Linked DNA regions of Homo sapiens: region 1 is linked to region 2. A link is an interaction called in ENCODE POLR2A ChIA-PET data of the cell type or tissue named here. Cell type or tissue: PC-9. All regions are shown on one strand. Each heading gives the region's core, and the rest is flanking DNA. Links, peaks and the distances in the headings are about the cores only.

Region 1 (7,950 bases), core at 2,724-5,223, 430 kb before region 2:
TTGCTAAATTAAATGCATAAATCAGTGTCTCTCAGCCCTGGATAAGCATCCAAATTACCTTTACAGCTTTTTCAGATTTGTTAAAAATACAGGTTGCCAAATTATACCCAAAACTCAGTAAATCTTCAAAAGTGATCAACAAGAATCCGAATTAAATGATAAAGCATGCTTCTATTATGCAGCCAGTTTGAGCACCATTGATCAAAATCATAGCCACTCAGTATAAATGTACTGATAGAGCACAGGCGCTTTCAGTGGATGTTTCTAAATAGATTCTCCCCTCTGCTGCTTGAGATGGTGCAATGCTGCTAGCACAGTCCAAAGGAAAATTTAGCTTATCATTTTATTTATCCTGATGGTTTTCTTCAGAGAAAACTTAAGAACTGTGGAGGGTGTGGTTTCTGCTTTTGAAAGAGAATTGGTCGCATATAAAGGTTAACTACATTTTCAAGGTCAAACAGTTGGTCAATACTTGGGATGAACCCAGCTTTGTGACCCTCTGGTCTGGAGTGCTGTCCACCATTAGAAAAGCAGCTGCTTCCCTTTCCCAATCCTAAGATCACCCTGGAGCAGAGATGACACCAATCTTCCGATCTCTCTAAGGGCACTTTCTCCACCCACAGGCAGGACTTTAGAGCCAGAAGGAAACTTGGGGATTTTCCTGAATCCCTAAGGTGAGAAAAGTGTGGCCTGACTCAGAAAGACAGTTAAAGGCAGCAGTTAAAGGACTAGACTCAAAGTCACCTGCCTCCCTGACCAATCAGGCTTTTCACTTCCTGTGCTGCAGCAGTGACAGTCTCACCTATTCTCATGTCATCAGAGCTGATAGTCAGTGCACTGAAGCCTTGTGGTAAGAATGAAGCCAAGTTAGAGTTGCTGGCATCTAATCGCAGCCAAACAGCCTAATATCACATCTCTGCAGCTATGTAGAAGGCAAGAATCAGACTCAACTCCGCTTGCCTAAGCTTTAGTGGCAATGGCCATCCCCAGACCTGGGTCCAGGACATTACACCCAGTGCAAGTTGAAAAGAGAGCAGGGAGTGGGCTAAGAAAAGATTATCTCCTCCTACAACAACAACTTTAAATGAGCTCTCTCATTTGATTTTTCTTGATCATCCATCTAGCAGTGAAAGGAGGCAGTGGGTGGATGGGAAGGCTGGGGGCAGGGGGTCCCCAGGAGTAGCAGCACTGTTGGCTTCCTCCAAGTCTGCCTTTTCACTCTTTTCACTTTTATCCCCAGGACTCGATAGGCTAGAGATCCTTTAATTGGTGTCCTGGTGGAAAGAGATGGCAGTTGGGTTCTATAGAAATAAGGCTTAAGTTTTTCTTCCATTGTGCAGGTCCACATAATCCTCACCATTCCCTGTGCCCCTGCCCACAGTTTGAACCAAAGGCAAAAACTGGAGGTGGTCCTCCTGGTACATCTGGCTGTTTTGGAAAGCTCCAGGGAGGGAGTCATCATGGTAATCAAATGCATCCATTAAACCCAACAGACCCTTTTAATCATAGGCACTGTGCACGCGTGTGCACGCACACACACATGTGCACGCACACACACACACACACACACAATTGCCTGTCTCAGTGCACTCTCTGCGGCTCACTCTGGTCTCCCTGGCTTCCACAGTGTGAAGCAGGGCAAAAAACTATTCAGGTCAGAAGGCCAAGGTTATGAGGGAGGAAGGAAACCCAAGGGGGTGGGCAAACATGCTTGAATGTGTGCCAAAGAAGGGGACTGAAAGGCTTTGAAGGCAAAGAGTCCTATAGGGATGCTAATCATAAGTATTTTATTGTGATAATGCTGGGTCTCTTTCTCTCACTGGGATGCACACAAAACTGCAATGGGGAACGGGAGCCTCCCAGCTGCTCACTGTATTGCCATCAGAAAAGAGGTCAGTGGTAGAAAAAAGCCTTTTGCCCAAGGCTTTCGGAGAAATCATTGCTTTCACTGGATGAAGGTTCATAAGAAAAACTTAGTCTAGAATTTAAGAATCTTCTTGCTAAGAGGATTTTAAAACTATGACAGTATTCAAGGTTATTGGTAATATATTCTAGACCCTTTAAAAGTTATAAGGTGGTGAATGTCCTGTTATCGGATGGATCCAAGGAAATAAAGAATGACGACTTGCTGAGTTGATGTAGAAGATATTCTTACAGAGGGTGGAGTGGAGTTGAATCGTGTTCTCCGAAAAGTTACATATGTTCAAATCTAACTCCTGGTACCCCTGCATGTGACTTTATTTGGAAATAGGGTCTTTGCAGACATAACCAAGTTAAGATGAGGTTATACTGGATTTGAGTGAGCCCTAAATCCAATGACCGGTGTCTTTATGAGAAGACCATGTGAACACACACACACACACACACACACACACGCACACGGAAGATGGCCATGGCCATATGAGGACAAAGGTACCAATTGGAGTGAAACAGCTCCAGGCAAGGAATGCCAAGGATTGCGGACAACCACCAGAAGCTGGAAGAGGCAAGGAAAGATTTCTCCCTAGAGCTTTCAAAAGAAGCCTGGCCCTGCTGAAACCGTGATTTCTGACTTCTGGCCTCCGGCACTATGAGAGCAAAAACTATTGTTTTAAGTTACCCAGTTTGTGGTCATTTGGTATGCAACCTCGGAAACTAAAACTGAGGGTAAGACTAAATGGCCTGAAGGTTTTTTCCAACTATGATAAGCTATAGTCCTAAATTGGTGAGGGTTCCTTTTTTGGGAGTTCATACAGAAACATCTTTTTAGACTGATCCCCACACTGTCCTATCGTGACAGAGAGAAGTGTGGCTGTGAATGAGAAGTAGAGAGGAATGAAAGCCATTGTAGGCCCTTGAGGCAGAGTCCCAACCGGACCCTCCCCTCCTCAAGAAGGGTACTGGTTCTTTGCATGTGTGCTGCCTTCTCCTACCCCCATGAAGAATAATTGCACACTTTGTGCTGGCTCCTGAGGCAGAAACCAGACCCCAGTCCCCAGGGTTGTCAAGTGGCATTCCTGACTCAGGAGCTCCATCCAATTCCAAACAATTAGATAATTTAATCAGCATTGCAGAAGGCACATACTAATGCCATTAAAGGCAAGATCTCCCAGGGCAGTCTGGGAGGAGCAGAAGGGGAGACAAAGTGGAGTGGACTCAGCCTCAAGGTCACTGTGTCCTCCTCCACTGAATTGCCTGAGAGGGATGGTTCTGAGGCAATGCTGTTGTTCCCAGGGGTGGACAGCAGTGCTCCCTTCTCTAGAAACCAGGGTCAAAAACCAAGATGGAATCTGCACAGAGGACAAGAAATCATCCAGAGACTTGTAGAAGAAGCCCTGCATCTTCATGAATGGTGCATGGGACTAGGAATCAATAGGTCTTGTTTCAACCCTGGATCCATCATATATCAGCTGCATCACCTTGCACAAGGCACTTACTCTCCTAAGCCTCAGTTTCCACATTTGAAAATAGAGACAATTGGCCTGGCACGGTGGCTCATGCCTGTAATCCCAGCACTTTGGGAGGCTGAGGTGGGCAGATCACGAGGTCAAGAGATCGAGACCGTCCTGGCCAACATGGTTAAACCCCATCTCTACTAAAAATACAAAAATTAGCTGGGCTTGGTGGCGTGCGCCTGTAATCCCAGCTGCTTGGGAGGCTGAGGTAGGAGAATTGCTTCAACCACAGAGTTGGAGGTTGCAGTGAGCCAAGATCATGCCACTGCACTCCAGCCTGGCCACAGAGTGAGGCTCCGTCTAAAAAAAAAAAAAAAAAAGAAAAAGAAAAAAGAAAATAGAGACAATTACACTGCTTTCTAAGATTTGCAGAGTAAGGGAAAGGAATACATCATTTTTTGTTAGGATTGGGAGTCAGAGGTTGTGTTCTAGCAATCATTGTGCATTGTTTCAGGTCAGGTCCAAAACTGGAACCAAGGATTTAATAACTATTATGAGCAAATATATGGAAATTACAATAGTGCCTATGGCAGGGATCAAAACTGTGACTACCTATTTTAATGTGTTGGCCTGAAAACCAAAATATACCAGGATGCCATGCTTCTTGCTTTCCAGAGGAGGAAAATAAGGCTGTCTGATTTCCCAAAGCCACATCACCAGTTAGTGACAGAACAATGACTGTCACAGAGAAACTGTCCTGTAAGTAGCAGTTTTTCTTGTGCCAGACACTGTGGTTTACAAGCCTCTCATTTAATTCTCATAACAACTCTATGATGTTCACATTCTTTTCCCATTTTACCATTGAGGAGACTGACATTAGATAGAGGTTAAGCAACTTTGCTGAAACCACAGTGGAATGAGCCCTGGAGCCAGGAATCAAACCCACTCTGAAATCTGTGCTCTTAGCAATAGCAATGGAACCCGGCAGTCTTCTTAGTATGTATCTACCTGCTTCTAATGTACATGAAAACTTTGTCAATGACAACTTGCTATACACATGACCACATTCATTATTAATATTAACTGTTAAATGTAATTATGACATTAAGAGAAGTTAGCATTCGTTGGACTTTAAAGCTCATCAAAAGCACAGAGGTGATTCATAGGTCCTGGGATGAGGTACATATAGAAACTGCAGAGCAATTTGGCACATTCCTTTATCATAGGGTCTTTTCTGAGCTCATCAGTCAAAAGGAAAGAGAAGATAGTACCTTGTTTAAACAGGGCCAGAGATGTTAGTGGTTTTCCCTGATGGTAGAACTTGTAGTGGTGAAATTCAAGGCATATCTAATGTCCCAAAGGAGATTTTTGGCATCCTGACATTCCCTGTGGTCAGCTTCTGTGTATGAAAGAGGGATCCAGATTAGTGGAGCAGAACTGGATGGGTCCTGGTGTCAGCCTTAGAGAGAAACAGAGATCATGGGTGTTTTCCATCCCAGGCCCACAGGGGTCCCAGCATCAGAACAAAGATCTTCCAAAGTGTGACTCCATGATGGTGTGCCAGTCTTGACAGAGAGAAGAAAAGTTGGGATGGGCAATGGCTATAGGGAATTAATACAAAACTTTCACTTCAGATGGAAGGTGCAAGAGAAACATAAGGCATAGCCCTTGCCTTTAAGGAATTTGCAATCTAGTGGGAAAGATGAAGGTGAAGTGCCCCGGTGGGGTGCAATGGCTCACGCCTGTAATCCTAGTACTTTGGGAGGCTGAGGTGGGCAGATCATAAGGTCAGGAGTTCAAGACCAGCCTGGCCAATATGGTGAAAACCCATCTCTACTAAAATTACAAAAATTAGCCAGGCGTGGTGGTGGGCACCTGTGGTCCCAGCTGCTTGGGAGGCTGAGGCAGGAGAATCGCTTGAACCTGGAAGGCGGAGGTTGCAGTGAGCTGAGATCGCGCCACTGCACTCCAGCCTGGGCGACAGCATGAGACTCTGTCTCAAAAAAAAAAAAAAGAAAAGAAAAAAAGAAAGAAAGCAAAGTGCCCAAATTAAGCACACTGATTAGCAAAAGGAGAGGTCAGAGGGAATTGCAGTCAGAATGCAGCAGAGGAGAAAGAATGCTGGACTTGAAATTAAAACACCTGGGTTCCAGTAACTTCTCTGCCATTTCCTGGACATGTGATCTACAAGTCACTTATGCTCTCTGAGTATCCTTGCTTCTCTCATTTCTGAAATGAGTTTCTTTTGAAAAAGCAGATACCACTAGTGAAAATATTTCAACATATATTTATTAAATGACTTATCTGTTACAAGTTCACAATGAAAAGAAGCTAGTGTACAAATCCTTAAAATTCTGTATAAACAGAAAGCGCCATGGCATCTTAAAAGAGATGGACCTTGAGAAGGTCCTAAAGATTGTTCAGGCATTGGATGACTGTGGGAAGTGAGGCAGGGGAATGCCACATTCCAGACTGTAAGATTAACATGAGCGTAGATTCAGGGGAGTGAAATGAACTTAGTATCTTCAAGGAACCACTACACCCCGGGGTGGTAGGGAGGGGGCTGTCAGAAATAAGATTGAGCACAGAGGGTAGCGCAAGATTATGAGAAAGTTTGAAAGATGGCCTTTAGCCCTCTGATATTATGGTTGTGGAGTGTAATTTTTATTCAAGGGGAAGAAAAAAAAGAAAAGAAATGCATGCTGCTCACCCAAACATCAGGACATTCTGTTCTTCTGTGATTGTGCTTCGTGAAAATGTTCTCCTGCAAAAAAGAAAGAAAAAGAATGATTAAGGGAAAAAAATAACTAGAGCCACAGTCATTTCAGCTCCACTGAAAGCACAGCAGGAGAAAGTAGCTGTGTTTGCCAAACTCCAGAAAGAGACACAATTGATGGGGGTGGGGAGAGGGGAGGGTGAGGCAGGGGGTGGGAGATGAGGAGGAGCGGTTCTGCGTTGTTTTATTCCCCCAAGAAGATATTGTAAATAATGGAGAGGTATAGTACATGGAAGGGGAAATTACTCTGACAGGGCCCTTTTAGGGAGGAAAATGGAACTAAACACACGTTCCATTATTCCTGATCTTTCTTTCAACTCCCCATTTACATGGGGGCTCCCCGGAGCTGATGTTTCCCTTTTGCTGTCATAAGTAGTCATTGACTGGAGCCGATCATTTCGAAATAACGGCCTGCTACTCTTCCGCTGTCGTGATTAACACAGGGTAATAATTATTAACCACACTGATAACTGCAGAGGAGGGGGCGGCTGCCAGGTTGCCCTGCTTTTCTGAAGCCAGGAAACTTCCCTGTCATTCCACCAGGGGTGGGTGATGTCCTGGAGAGACCACAGAAGGCTTTCTGCCGGCTTCTCCAGGAGACCAGGAGCTGGGGCTCCCGCACCCTGGGCAATCGCCAAGGCTGGGTTTGCTGTCATATCACGACCTTGTGCAACAATGCCAAAGTAGGAATTCCACAGGAAAAAGTGGAGGCTGGAGCTTGAGGGATGGGGAAGAAGAGAGAAGGTAAAGAGACACTACGGGATTGTCCTATGCTCTTGGCCTTTGAAACGTCAGGAAATATTGTCAGCTGAATGGATCGAAGGGGCTATAGCCACCCATGACTCAGAAAGATTCATAACACCAGAGCCCTGAATGGGAGCGTTTATCAAAGACAGGCAGAGAGAGAAATCATCCGACTTGGGATAATTCAAAGGCAAAATCCTATTTCTCAGCTCTGTCCCTGGATTGCACTCCCTCGTTGATTTTTTAGGCAGTGAGTTTCTTAGGCATTAAAAGAAGCCTTTTTTTTTTTTTTTTTTTTTTTTTGGCGTCAACATCCTTCCACCGTTCTCCAAGGAGAGAGTTGGAAGGGCGGCAGCATAGCAAGCTGGCGGTTGTGCTGGGGAGTAGAGGGTGCATCAAAGCTAATTCCTGCTTTTTACAGGTGGGGAAACCAAGGCCAGAGGAGGGAAGGTGACCTATGTGATGTCACACTGCCAGGGAGTGCAGAGTCAGGAATCAAACCCAGGTCTCCCGACTCCCAAGGTGGAGTTTTTTTTTAGTTCTGTTGTTGCTGTTGTTAATGGAGACAGCAGCCTTCATCCTACCAGCACTGATTGATTCTAAGTCAAAAGAAGCCATTCCAGAAAATCAGTGCTGCAGCCCCAGAGAGAAAGAGGAGGAAAGCCAGAAGGGAATGATGGAAAAAGAGAACTGCTTTTGCTGATCTTTCTTTTCTGTCCCATATAGCACTCATAATCCCCGGCAAGAGAGTATTTCACAAAAGGAATCATAATGAACTTAATATTAAACTGACTAAGAGGGGAAACCTAAACGTGGACCTTTCCTTCTAGGAATTCGAAACTCAGAATATGGAAAACATTGTTAATGTGGTTATTAATTGTTTCATGATGTCAGCGCTGATGCAGTTGATCCCTGCCTGCCCAGCGCTTGTGCCACTTCTGGATTTTTCTTTTCAGACACTAGCAATTCACACCCTGTCCTAAATTTATAGCATGGGGCAGGCACTGTGGTTTGCACCTGGATGTCAGGATATTTGATTTGCTTAAACAGCGTGTT
Region 2 (7,950 bases), core at 2,947-5,446:
CAAGTCTTTGGGGGAGTAGGCTTGTTCTCTGGGGCTCCAGAGGCAGAGTGGAGACCTGAAGGCTAATATTTCCCTGCAGAGAGATTTCATCTCAGTTGTGTTCCACTTGTCTGAACCCTCCAAAGGTGTGGTGGGAGTTATTGAATCAAGTTGGGGCTAGACCATGACTTGGTCACGGTGGTGTTTGTGGAGGGTACTGTGTCTTGAATGGGCAGCTGGATTATGATAAGCCCTTCCAATCTTATCACCAAAGCCCTGGATGGACGTTTTGTGGATGTCCAGAGAAGCGCTCTCAACTGGGAGACAGAGCCAGTATATCAGCATGACTTTTCTGCCTAGCTGGCAGGTCAGGATGCACACATATTATTACTACTTCAGTTAAATCACGTATACTTGGAAGTCATTTCGATACACCTCTCCACCTGCAGCCCTCAGGGAAGTTTTAAATTTTCCTCATTTTCCTCTATGCTTATTATTTTCCTCAAATGGCAGATGTGTGAGGTAAAGTTTTCCTCTTTGGGTATGTTCTTTATTTTATTTAATTCCTCACTCTGGCAATGCTTGCTCTTTTTTTTTTTTTTTTTTATTACAAACGTATTGTATTTTAGACACATTACAACCAGGAGAACAAACTGGAAGCTCTATAGGTATGTTCTGACCATTAAAATATCTGGACAGTGTTAAAAAAAAAATCAGGAGTTTAACATAAAGCTAGTTTTCCGCCTTGCCCTGAAAACCTGGATGATCTGGACTCTTTGGGTCTCTGTTCCCAGATGGTCCCCAGCAGGCAGAGCCAGGAGGGTGGCCCATCAGGAGTGGCACGGTCCTTCCACTGGGCACATCCCCTCCCCAGGCCACTGTACTCCTTCATTACCTGCATGGCCCCTGAAGACACTGGAGTTGATGACTTCCTGGAGTGGATAAAATGGGCTTTTGTGAGCTAGCCTGGGAACCAAGCAGTATGTTTGATATTATTTCATTGCAAAAGTGGATCTCAGCTTTTAAAGTAAGCAGATGTTTTAAATATCAGCAATGCAAATTTGGGAATACTTAGCCTCAGCTGGAATGTGTGTGTTCTCCATGATGGACTGTTTCTGATGCTTTTCCTGTGCTGTATCTTGGCTTAGCACTTAGTAGGTACTTAATAAATGATTTACCTCAGGTGGTAACCAAGCGCCTGTTGTCCACCAGCTCCCAGGGAGTGAACAGAAATGCCATCTTGCTGTGGACTGGGCCTGTCAGTTCCACCTGAGACCAGATCGCTGCCAGATTTATCTAGAACATCCACTCTAGCTCTAGATAACAGAGATTGGAATGTGTCCTCTGCACAGCTTCCCTGTCTGGAGAGCGAGGTAAAGACCTAGACCCCGTCGAGTTGGCCCTAAAGAGGAAACAGGACAGGGAGGCCGGCATGAAGCCGGCATGAAGACTGCTTTTCTGGCTGTTGCCTGCCGAACTGGAGTTTGTGGCCGGTACACAGTGCTTGCATTCCACACCCTGAACAAGGGCGGGTCAAAGTTCAGCTCATTCCCCTTTAAAGAAAAAAATTCTTTGTCTTTGGCATTTCGAAGTTTTGACCCAGATCAGTCGGAGGCCACGGAATGCTCATGAAGTCTGGAGAGTTTGTTTAGTTCCTGAGTCCGGTAGCTGCCGAGGAGCCAAAGAGAGCCGGCAACCTGTTGGGCTTGAGCTGAAGCCTTGCCTTTTCAAGTTTGTGCTGGCCTGGCCTCCCCAAGCCTCTGAGGGTGAGTAGAAGGAGCCAGCACCTTTTCCCCACTCTGAAGTTATCTTTACCCCCTGAAATCAAACACTGCATGCAGCACCCTGTAAAACTGCTTCCTTGTAGGCTCGAGCGTGCTTGCTAAGTAAACATCCTCCCATGTTTTTGGAACTGAATTCATTTCTGCTTCCTGGTCATCCCATTCGGGTTTTTTTGTTCTTGGTGCCTTGTAGAATCAGGTTAATAGAAGGAAGACCTAGAATTGGGCAGAGGTACCTAAAATGACTGTTTTAATCCTGCCTCCTCCAGCCTCCTCATATAACTGGCTGTTTTCCACCGCACTCAAGGTTCCCTCTTTCGGCTTAAAGCCCCCCTCTGTCTCTGTACAGGAAAAGCCTCTTCCTTCTTTCTTGCCTATTAAATTCTCCACTCTTTAAAACCACTCCATGTATGTCTGTGTCATTTTATTCAAACCGGAGCAAAACCGAAAACCCTAGTGTTCTTCCAGTCATCAAAGCCGTACCAACGGGGTCATGGGAAGGAAAAGATTTAGAGGGAAAATGAAAGGAAACAAAGCCTTGCTGAACGTAGTGTTGTCATAGGTTTTTGCGAGTCATAGTTGGTTCATGCCGCACCCCTGAGATGGGGACTTATCTTTGCAGGGACTCAGCTTAGTTTTGCTGCGGTCATAGACTACAGTCGGCCTCTGTACAAATTCTGTGGCTTTGTAGGTTCCTCCTGTGACCCTGCCTCGCTTTCGCTTCGTCTCTCATGACTTATTTGCCTCTTCTCTCACTTCCACCCACCCGTAACATCCCCATCGCCATGGCAGTGAGCAGCCACGTCACTCACCAAGTTCATGGGGTGATGGGCCAGCTCTGTACCAAGCCTACTTCCCTCTAGTTCTGCCTCCTGAAGGAGGAGGCTCCCTGGCAGAGCTCAGAGCCCTTTGTTTATTTGATCCTGGGCTCTTGGATAAATCAGGAATGTCCTGACATGAACTTAGGCATGTTTTTCTTCCATGGAGAAGGAAACTACGGCAAATGGGATTTAAGTAACCAGAGGACCTTTCTGGGGGACTTGCTTTAGTGCCATCAAGGCCACGTTCCTTTGGTCATCAGACCAGTAGGTAACTTCTTTATTGGCATGCTCAACCTTGGAGCCCAGAAGGTGTGAATTTGAAGCACTTTCCCCCCTGCTGGGAGCCTGGCACAGATACTCTGGTCTTCTTTTAAAACTGTGTAGTGCCATGCTTGTCTTCCAAGTGGTCCTTCTTTCTGCCGGATGAAACTTTGGCCCAGAGTAGTTGCTTGAAGAAGGCTGCCTGGGAAGCAGATATGGGATAAGGTAGCTGCCTGGCCTCGCATTCTCATTCATCTTCCTGGAAGTTGCAAGGTTCTTGATGTCATAGACTTCATAAGTTACCTGACCCAGGACCTGAATATCTCACTCACTTCTGGTCAAGTCTAGGCTCATATGGTACAACTGGTTGTCGGGAACCTTTCTGCATTCTTTGGATGTAGCAGTGTGGGAACCCAACACTCCCTTGGTCTATCTGGGTATGTAGGGTCTAGTGATTTAGTATCTCAGTTGTTCTTGGAAGCATTTTTGCGTCTGGGGGGAGGGGCAGGAAAATGTTGGGGGCTCTTTGCTTGCTGTAGTGGAGACCTGTGAGTATCCAAAAACAACCCCACTCCATCTCTAGATCATTGGTGGACCACCCCTTCCTGGAAGAGTTTCCAGGAGTGTGGACATCCATGCATGAACATTGTGGAGGGGTTGGGGGTCGGCTCGTGGATGCTCATCTTGCTTGACTGCCCATGCTGGAGAGGAGAACCCAGTCATTGGCCACTTCAGGTCCAGGCTTGGCTGTTGCTCTGTTTTGCTGTTTTTCATGTTGTCAGATCTTCTTGGGAACAAATGACTCAGCAACCCAAATCTCTGAGACTGTGTGGCCAATTACTTGAAAAGTAATTGAACGTATTTACCTAGGCCCTAAAATTTTGAGCCCAGGAAGGATGGATATCCAGACTGGTTTTACTCTGGATTCTTCAGGCTGCAGTTCAATTTGGTTTTTCAAATTCCTGCCCTGATAGAAGGATCTCATGTGTGGGGTAGGCAGGCAATGTTTTAATTACGCTTTTTGTCCTTAAGAAATTCCAGGGAGAAAAAGGTCCTGGTTTTTGGCCAAAAAGGCAAAAAACAACAGAAATCAGCTATGACTGTAATCCTGGACTTGTCTGTGGCACAAAGAGTTAATGGGACAGTGGTCAGGGTGAGGAACATTTTTTCTCAGGGCTGGAGAAGCCCATATGGCTCAAGAAAACATGTTGCAACATTTAGTACAGGGCAGCCCTGTCTGGGCACTGGGGGCTGCCACTCAAAGAGTTAAGCTACTCTTATGCCTGAGAAGGCCTCAGGGAAGGAGTGAGCCTGAAAGGACAGGGACCTCTATGCCCCAGAGCAGTGAGGTGCAGGAGGGGTGAGGTGGGAGGGTGTGAGCTGAAAAGTGTGGCCAAGGAAGCAGAGTGTAGGCCCAACTTTTTTTGCCTTGTTTGACCAGCCTTGGCACTGCCCTCCGGCTCTCCAGGGGAAAAGCTGCAGTTCTGCTCTTGCAACACAAGGAGCAGACTGGAGAATTTAGATCTGCGTCACAGAGCTGAGAGAGAGAGAGAGAGAGAGAGAGAGAGAGAGAGTGAGAGAGCGAGCGAGCAAGCAAGCTCCGTCGATAGGTCTGCTAGCAACAGCCGTGCTGCAGCAGAGAGAGAGAGAGAAATCAAGAAACAAGTCATAGCAACACCGGGCACCAGGTTCTGCCAGCTCACTTGCTGAGCGTTCAGAGATCTGTCAGGGCCAGAGGCCTCTGGGTAGCCTAGGCTAGGAGATGACACGCAAGGTGGCACGGGCGGTTCCCGTGGGGAGGAGGTGGGGTGGTGGTGGGGGGCAGGGGTGGGAGCAAGAGGTTGTGGGGCGACGGTGGAGGGTTTGATGGGACCAAATTCTGGAACATTCGGGACTGCGGCACCTTACGGCGGGACCAAGATTTGGGTCTGCGCAGGCGGCGATGGGTGGTCCGACGGGCTTCAGGACTTGATGGCGTAACCCCCTTCTTCCCCCACGTATGTATTTGCTGGGATCAGGGGCGCTGTCTCTGTGTATGTGGGTGCTCTGTCTTTCTCACCTTCTTTCTCGATTTTTGCTATTTATTTCTCTGAGGGAGGGTTTTTTCCCACTTTAATTTCTTTTCCCTAGTGTCAGCTGCTCAAGCCTGACCAGGGTAGAGGTGAGAGGAGTGAACCATCCCCTGCTTCCCACCTGACCTCCCAGCTTTTACCCTATTTCCTTCTAGTGGACAGACAGACTGGTTCTCCAAGTTGTTTGGGTGTCAGCGTCCATCTGTCTGTCCGTGCAGGTCTTATGTGGAAGGTAAGGGAGTGAGAAGTGCCGAAAGGAAGACAGAGGGACAGTTTTTTCCCAGGGGTTGCCTTATTGAAAGGTCTGGCCCTGGGATTCTGAGGCTGGTGGGGAGCCGAGTGGCCAGGGTGGGGTGTGGGCTGGGAGAAGTGGGGTAAAGCTGGTAGGTTTGTCACTGCGTAGTTGGGAAAAGTGGGGAATGGTGACGCAGTCACTGTTGCATCTGGTTAGGAGCTCTATGGGGACAGGTAGTGAGGCTCCTGGGGTCTCTGTGGCCAGCTGAGAGGGGTTAAGGATGAGCTAAGAAGGGAAGCTAGCATTTAGAGATTAAATGTCATCCTTTTGGCGTTGGAAAGTTGTTTACCTTGCGCTCTCTGTGTCTCCATGTTGGCTCCCTTCCAGTTCACATGTGATGGCCTTCCCTGTACTGCTGCATCATTAACTAAGTGACTGAGCTGGCCTTCCATTGGCCAGGGGAGGGCTCTCCCTCCAGACACTTCCTCTGATTGGTGGGTGGGCCAATGGCAGGTGAAAAGCTTTTTTTGATTGGCTCAGGGCAGGGTATCAAATCTGAATTTGCATTTCACTTGCTTAAAGGGGAGCGGGGAGAAGCCCAGCAGCTTTCTAAAATCTCTTTAGGGGTGTGCGTAGGCTCCTGTGTCTATGCCTGCTTTTGACTGCCCAGTTGAAGCCTCTTCCTATGCCTTTTAAAATTTCACGCACTATAAGGAGGAAGAGCTCAGGGCTCCCAAAACTTTTTATTTAGAGGGAAGAATGCTAGGGAGATGGGTATGCAGAGGGTTGACCAAATTGGAAGAAAATATTTATTCTGTAGTTTGGTGTTGGAAAAGGGAATTTTCCAATCAGCCACACCTCAGTGTTGCGGCAAAATAATTCTTGGCTCCCCTGGAAACGCATGGGCAAGGTAGGGCAGAGCTGCTGCTGCTGATACTGCCACCACCCTGGGCTTCCTGCTGACTCTGGGCTACTCCCTGGGGACAACAGATTTGCATTGACGTCCGGGGCTGTCCAGAGGCCCTCAAGAGCCAGTTGTGAGCTGAGCCCAGTATGGGAAAGATCTACCTTCTGGAAGCTACTACTACGTGGTGCTTGGAAAGGTGAGGATGGGGGACTGACCCCAGGAAATTGCTCGAAACTCCGCATCTGGTGGGATTTCCAGAAAAGTCAGTGGGAGACGGGAGGTTTGGAGGCCCCGGGTTAGAAAGGTTTGTCAGTCTAGGGAATGAGGAGAATCAGAATAAAACTAGGGCAGCAGGCTGTCCGCCTTTGGTTGGGGGAGGGAGGCCTCGAAAAATCAGGGTCCCGGCTCTCTAACCTGTCTTTGTCGCAGGTCTCACGTTTGTGGGGAGGGGGTTTACCAAGCCCTGCGCCATGCGCAGTGGCCCCCACCCGTGACTGCGCATCTGGAAGCGCAGTGCGCCCTGGGTCTCTGGCCTAGGACGAGCACCGCCCTTCTTATTACATAACTGAGGGCATGGCACGCGCCTTCTCGGCCCTTCCTTGCAACCCTACCTTCTTGCTCCCCAGGGCCCATAGAGCTGGGGAGGGTCTGACTGGGTAGCAGTGAAGGACTGCAATCCCTGGGAGGGCTAACTCTTGTCTAGTTACTGGCAGGAGCCAAGCTTGAGGACAAAAGTGGTGGTTTTCTAGCCTCATCTTGGGGAAGAGGCTACAGAACATCCTTCTGAGTGCCCCATACCACCTATGGCCCCTAGGGCCTCTCTGGTGGAGGGGGTGGCACCCTTCTTTCACTCATGTCCCATCTGATTTTTGAGAGGATGTTTCTGAAGGAAAAGATGTGATGATTATCGGGGGCTTGGTTGGGAGGTAGTTTTGACAGTTTACTCCCCTTGTCACTGGCTTCCCCTCTTTTCCCTGGGTGGGTTTATGATCTTTCTGGACTCCTCTGATGAGCTGCCATTTTGGAGCCATTTCTGCTGGTCTCCGACATGGTGGCGTTGGTTTTTCTGTCCTGCTGTGCCAGTTCCGCAGAGTGGGCGGGGGGCGGGGGCTATGACGGAGGAGGGGAAGGGGGGGCAAAAGCACAGCAGAGGCAGGCACAGTGGTGGCTGCCGCAATGAAGGTGGCTCTAGGGGCAGAGCCGCCTAGTCCCACCCTTGGACACAGTCCTGGGTGGGGATTCAGGTGGAAGGCGTCTGGGTAGGGGTTCAACACCTGGGCCCGGCTTTGCCAGAGCGTGGGTTTCCCATGTCCTCATCAGCCTGGTGCTTGGAGTAGTTCGGAAAAGCTGAGTGTCTGAATGAGAGTGGAGGCAGAGGCTCGGCAGCTCATCTCAGACGTGTCAGACCCGTGGTTTGTGTTCCCCAAATAGGCTCTGTCTCCAGCAGCCTCCCTGTGGGGACAGGGAAGTGAGGTCCATGGCAGCTTTGAGGATCTGTTCGGATGGTCCTGCCTGCTTACTGTTTTTCTTCTCTTTCTCCTCCATGCCCCCTGCCAGTGCCATGGTTCCAGCTGTAGTCCTCTTGTGAGGCTCCCCGCTGCCCGTTCCCCCTCTCTCCAGGCCCTTCTGCGTGCAGCGGCCATCTTGTCTTTCTTGCTCAGAAACTTAAAATGGTTTCTCATAATTCCCAGAGTAAAATTCCTTCCCTTTAGCGTGATGCTCAATGCTGGCCGTAACTGGCCTTAGGTTTCCTGTACAGTCTTACCTCTCTCAGTTTCTTTTGGTGGACCATAGGTTCCAACAAAACCAGGCAACTTCCTTTTCCTATCTGTTTTCACCAGTGATGTTTTCCATGCCTCTTCTCCTCTGCATCCACCTGTGGCAGTCTCACTTT

Evidence for each region. ChIA-PET counts read pairs that join two places held together with the same protein. Peaks named below come from ENCODE experiments on the same cell type or tissue, not always from the same donor. Only the 100,000 strongest peaks of a DNase experiment are listed, where the experiment ranks them.
Region 1: POLR2A ChIA-PET joins it to region 2 with 5 read pairs; 4 of 35 experiments call an interaction of 5 or more read pairs at or near these places.

Annotation. Positions count from the first base shown.
Region 1 is chr1:208,251,317-208,259,266 of GRCh38, reverse strand. LOC105372889 (a long non-coding RNA gene) reads right to left here and starts at 6,525. Exons shown (of 6, transcript XR_922509.2): 1 at 6,440-6,525; 2 at 6,085-6,138; 3 at 4,646-4,770. In PC-9, for the core only: no CTCF peak of the experiment used is centred there; a DNase peak (open chromatin) is centred at 4,246.
Region 2 is chr1:207,820,506-207,828,455 of GRCh38, reverse strand. MIR29B2CHG (MIR29B2 and MIR29C host gene) reads left to right here and starts at 5,753. Exons shown (of 6, transcript NR_135299.1): 1 at 5,753-6,252. LOC148696 (a long non-coding RNA gene) reads right to left here. Exons shown (of 1, transcript NR_026817.1): 1 at 5,860-7,950. RefSeq lists enhancers at 2,397-2,516, 4,063-4,112, 5,883-6,062 and a silencer at 5,563-5,742. In PC-9, for the core only: CTCF peaks have their summits at 4,186 and 4,387; DNase peaks (open chromatin) are centred at 4,385 and 5,055; H3K4me3 peaks cover 1,089 bases; H3K27ac peaks cover 1,847 bases.